Regions from separate parts of the Homo sapiens genome. Here region 2 is linked to region 1. Evidence: chromatin contacts called from ENCODE Hi-C or POLR2A ChIA-PET data. All regions are on one chromosome and are shown on one strand. The core of a region is the stretch at or near the end of the contact, and the rest is flanking DNA. Distances in the headings are between cores, read along the strand shown.

What was found. Hi-C counts contacts between places; a loop is a spot of excess contacts on that map. ChIA-PET counts read pairs that join two places held with the same protein, here RNA polymerase II (POLR2A). Pooled maps may share reads with other maps.
Region 2: a loop to region 1 is called in a map with no recorded cell type, with 2.6 times the contacts of the local background. The contact joins two enhancer-like sites. A Hi-C loop is called at or near these places in 2 of 37 single-sample maps with no recorded cell type and 3 of 50 pooled maps. POLR2A ChIA-PET finds 5 or more read pairs at or near these places in 1 of 52 experiments (GM12878).

What each region holds. Positions count from the first base shown.
Region 1 is chr21:14,602,031-14,604,730 of GRCh38, forward strand. It overlaps a transcript of SAMSN1 not described here. Among named protein-coding and RNA genes, the nearest start is that of SAMSN1-AS1, 21 kb to the left of the region's middle. RefSeq lists an enhancer at 631-770. Within about 2 kb of position 1,366, at least 3 of the 41 ENCODE cell types and tissues checked have a DNase peak (open chromatin) inside an H3K27ac peak, as active enhancers do.
Region 2 is chr21:15,057,622-15,060,321 of GRCh38, forward strand. The region is part of intron 1 of NRIP1 (nuclear receptor interacting protein 1); the gene reads right to left. Among named protein-coding and RNA genes, the nearest start is that of NRIP1, 6.0 kb to the right of the region's middle. RefSeq lists an enhancer at 1,272-1,321. Within about 2 kb of position 1,439, at least 6 of the 41 ENCODE cell types and tissues checked have a DNase peak (open chromatin) inside an H3K27ac peak, as active enhancers do.

The sequences.
Region 1 (2,700 bases), core at 116-2,615:
AAGTTCCTTGTAGAGTTTTTCCTTGATAGGTATGTATGTTGTTACTTAGAAAATCATCTTCATTTAGATCTAAGAAAAGAGATAACTGTTACATACAGAATATCAGACATTACAGGATTTAGGAAGTTTCGGTGCAATTTAACACTCATGTTTTTATTTAGTCTGTAAGACATTACATTGGCTACGTCAAAAATATTTTTTTTTGTTAAATATATGCTATTTTTCTTTTTTTTTAACAAGAAACAGATCAAAATAAAATAGAAATTTAACAAAATAGGGATGCCGCTGACCATCTGTGTCCCTGAGGAAGTGATGGAAATTCACTGTGACTCCCTTTCTTGGTAATAATAGGATTGTGGACTAGCTACAAAAGCCACTTCTAACTTCAACATGCTATGACTCCATGCAGTTATCACCTCACCTGTTTCTATTAAACTAAGCTTTCCACCCCTGGCATTTTGAGCTTCATTAGCTTAGGTCTTCTCAACATGAATTATTTATGTTGAAATTGTTCTATGCATGCTTTAGTGAAAGCTTTGCAATGTAGCATCCATTTGCTTGCAGCTAAATGAAACCTTTTCAAATGCAGCAGCACTTCCCTTTTAGCTCCTGCAAATGGGAGCTTCATTTATTTAAGTCTGAAATATATGGTATGTTAAAAGAGGACAAGACTTTATGGGTCACTTAATCCAAGCCTCTTATTTTACAGATAAGGAGAGTGCAACCCAACATCACCTGGTCAGCAGACCAGGGCCGTTTCCTTTCACTTTCACTCCTATTTACTTGCAACCATTGCTTCAGTTTTCTACTATTCCTCATTCTCATATTCTGCAGTGGAAGCAGGGACAGGCAAGTCCTATCCTCCATGCACAGTGATAAATAGGTGCAGATTTTTCTCCAGATCTCCATCATAGCTATAGTTAAAAGATATGTTAAATTCACAGCTCAGTCTCAAAGTTATTTGCACCAATAACTTAATATTTAAAATGAGAGTAACCATACAACAGAATTCCAGAAAGTACCTAAATTTTAAACTGAGCTGATTTTTTGATCTGGTTCTTTGAATCAAGAATTTATGTCACAGGGTCAGGCTGCTAGAAGCTGAGCTTTTGCAGCTTGGTTTTTAGTTTCTGAACTGGGAAAAAAAAATATTGCCTCCCCTCTTATTCCTTTCCATCTTGTCTCTTTTAGTCACCTTTTTACAGGAATTTTGAATGACTCCTTCTATAAGCATTCTTCTAGGTGTAGAAAAAGAACAGTAAAGTGGCCTCCTGTGTTCTAGAATCTGGAATCAAGCTGAGAAAATAAGATACGAATATGTGCAATGCACTTTCATAACAACACAAGGCAGAAAAATGAGTGATTCACACACAATACTATGGAGAGAGACCACTATGACTCAGAGAACTTGTGGAAGAGACAAGGCCAGAATGGAAGCTTGAAGAATGGATACAGTTTGAAAAAGTGGAAGGAAAGGAAAAGGTGTAAATATAGCAGTGATTCCATGAACCCTGGCCTATTATGCAGCATAAACGGAACATGTTTAATTAAGTGTAGAGATTGAGGCTGGTTAGGCCAGAGGGCAATTCTGGATATAGAGTAAGAGGAGGTAGGGCTGGATAGGTGACTGAGGCCAAATTGTAATGGGCCCTGAGTACCAGATGGAAGAATTTGGGCATAAACCATTAGACCAATGTTGTAAATATAAATATCTACAGGAATCAAATATATAACTAAATGAAGTTAATTAGATCAAGAAGGCAATGGGAATTCTACAGTGAGCTTAAAATCCAGCTCCACAGCTAAAGAGTAGCCATGGCTCTGAGCTCTCTCAGTTGAAGTCACCTGAGACTTTGGGTCCTGGATTGGAAATTTCCCTCATGTTTTTCAAGGATATACAAATATACGGATTTTAATGTAAAATTTCCTGATTTTTAAAACGCCATATGGCCCCAAACAAGCTTTTCTTCTGAATAAATTCAGCTATAGAGGTACCATTTTACAGCCCCTGCTGTAAAAAATGGGGGACCTTTAAGGGCTGGGACTAAATTAGGCACACTTAAACCTTTGGTGTCTGGTCTTACACGTTTTTGTTTATTTATGATTCCCAAATATTACTCTCCAAAAATGTTTTATAAAGACAGAATCTATTTGGTCCTAAGTAGCAGCAAAGGCAGGAGTTGAATTAGACAATATGCAGGCTATATTTTCCAAAGTTGGCCACAACCATGCCTCCCATTCCGTGTGTTTTTTTGCAAAGTGACTTTCCCATTCCATCAAGAAATGGAGTCTAATTCTTCTCCTGTTGACTCTGGGGTGATCTTAGTGACTCACTTGTCACAGTAGAGTGCAGTGGAAGTAATATTTTGTGACTTCCAAGGTTAGGTTAAAGAAGCCTTGTATAAGCCGGGGGCAGTGGAGGACCTATATCCCAGCTGCTTGGGACGCTGAGGCAGAGGAATGCTTGAGGCCAGGAGTTTCAGATCAGCTTGGGCAACAGAGTGAGGCCTTGTCTCAAAAAGCAAAAAAACAAAAAAACAATTACAAAACAAGAAACCTTGCAGCTTCTACCTTGGGTTCTTGGGATGTTCATTCCTTGATGCTTCTTCCTGTGATGTGTGAAGCTCCCTTGAATGTTGCACACACTTGAAACCCAACCCTGAGGCTGGGAGAAGATGGAGTGACATGAAAAGGCCACAT
Region 2 (2,700 bases), core at 189-2,688, 460 kb after region 1:
GGGAGCAAGGTTTTTTAACGGCTTCCTGAATGTCAGATGGCAACTGGTTTTTTCTTCAAACAATGGCATATTCTTTAAGAAAATCAAATTATCAATGAAATTTGCCATGTGACCACAGGCAAGTTAACTATTCTTGCATTTTTCAGACTAGGTTTCCTTATCTCTAAACTAGAGAAAATGATACCTACATGTCACAGGGGAACTGGAAGGATTAAAAGACAAAATGTGTGTAAAGCTTCCAGCACAATGTCTGGCACAAAACGGTTGCCCCAAAAAGTTCAATACTCTTCCTTTCCCTGCTCCCCCTCCCAACAAAACAGGAAAAGGCAACAGCCAAGTAACTAAACAACTTCTTAATATTCCAAGTTTCTACCCAATCATCTCTTCTTCTTTTAAAACCACAGGCTTGAAATCTTTACTGTTTACTGTCAACAACGGCATATACTGCTGTACAGTCAGAATTTTAGAATTTAGAAATCAAATATAACCCCCTTATTCAACAGATGCTGCCGGGGGAGATAAAAGGGCTTTCCTTTTATCTGTATCATCTTGATTTAGTAGCAGAACCTAAACTCGAAAAATAAACGTGGAATAACAGGAATACTATTTTTTAACATGTTTTTCAAAAATCAAACCTGAGCCTACATAACCCATTGTGCAAACAGTCCCTTTAGGAGAAAAACTGCAACTGTGATTAATTTCTCTCAAGAATATTTATTTCCCATTTGGAGAGTTTCACATGTTTCCAAACATATTTTCTTGATGTCCTCCATGTCATTGTGTATTCTCTCCTTCCCTTAATTTGTTTCTTTTCCAGTGTATAAATCTATTGCTCTATTATAGATTATTATAATATAAACTCATAAATTCAGGAATTTAAAAAAAATCTTTAAAAGCATGCTTCTCAGAAATCATTACACTCTGTTAAACACTTGCTATCTCTCAACTTCTAGATAGATTCCTCAAGAGAGAAGTCCTTTTTTCATTCTGAACTTCTAATTCTCAAATTTTGATTGTGTCCTGTTAGTTACCAAACACACCATTATACTACTACTCTCATTTCAATATTGTACATAAACGATTCCCCATCTTACTAATGAAATGCTTTTTTAAAGCAGTAACATATTTAACATGTGCACATGTTATGAAGAGTATAGGCAAACTCAACTATTAAAAACATGTAACTATAAGGAAAGCCATCTTAGACACTATATGTGACTACAGCTAAGCTTTTCTCTTAAGTATCTAAAGCAAATCACCAGACTTTTACATAGTACCCTCACATAGCTAGATAAGAAAGTAAAAGTAAAATAATGAAAGCAGACTCTAAACAGCAGAAGCTCCAAACTCCTTAGTTTCTCTGTTGTGCTCAATCCTTTAGCAAATTACAGGCCTGAAAACAAGGAGTAGCTCTATCACTTAACAAGTGACTAAGGAATGACTTTGTTAATTAGAAGTCCAAGGGTGAGAGGCTCCTTTCCACCAAAGCTCTGAATAAACATCAACATCAGGTCAACCAGAGTTGTCTTGGTCCCAGGAGTAGCTTAAGCGGATGACTCAAATTCCCAGCAGAATTCTAGTTTAATATTTATTGGAACTCCGAGCTTAGTCACACAGTGACTTGGAATTTAAGACACATGGGGTCTCTTCTTTCCATCCTTAAAGATATTTTTGCTAAGTGACACAAAGTTAAAGAGGCAAGATGGGTTTTAATTTAGAGTTTTTATTCCCTGAGGTGTAAGAAATTAAAATTTTATTTTCTGGGGAGAGTGAACCATACTAGCTCTGAATTTCAAACACAACTATTAACCCTGTCAGATAATTCTATTATCAAGTTTTACAAAACTGTTTACTATTATTATTTTTTTTTGCTACCCCAGCCCTATGTATTGAAAGTGGAAAGAAGGAAGGGAGGGAAGGAGGGAAGGAGAGAGGGAGAATGGATGAATGGATGTATGTCACAATCACCTTTCTAGCCAAAACTGCAACATATGCTGGAGTTCTTGAAATTATTTCAACCAAAAAAAGAATCACAGGACTCATAATTTGTTTAGCAGGTAATTATTTGCCCCATTATCTTCAAGAACAATCTATCTTAAAACTGTGTATAGCTTTTTAAGAAATCTTAATACTAAGAGGATCCTTTTTTTCATAACCCCAAAGAGTGTTTTCTTCCTCTATTTTTGAATTGCCAGCCTTCTCAATTCTTTAAATCTGATTCACATTATACTACTTTTAGAGTTCTAGGCTAAATGTTTATCCATAGCATGATTCAAGGTATTAATTTCAACAAAATACTAATATAATGATAAAATGTATCACATTTATTTTCAACTCTTTCCTATTCTTCTGATTTAAGAACTTAAAGAAAAATATTTTATGTTTCGGGTGCATTTTGATAAGCTAAAATACCACAACTTTTGTAATTCTTCATTTGTAATATTTGCAAGATAGTGTAGGGATCAATTTGAATTTCAAGGTTCATGATATAGAGTATGTACCATAACAGTGAGAAAAGTTAGTATAAATTCCTACTCATCTCAGTTTCTATATTTATTGCAACAAATTAAAACTGCATTTCATAACTCGTAGTAAAACAAAAGGAAAGTTCTGTTTTAAATAAACTCCAACCTTCAGAATCCTATACATTCAGTATCCATCAACCTGAACACTAAATTTCAAGAAAAAACAACAGATGGG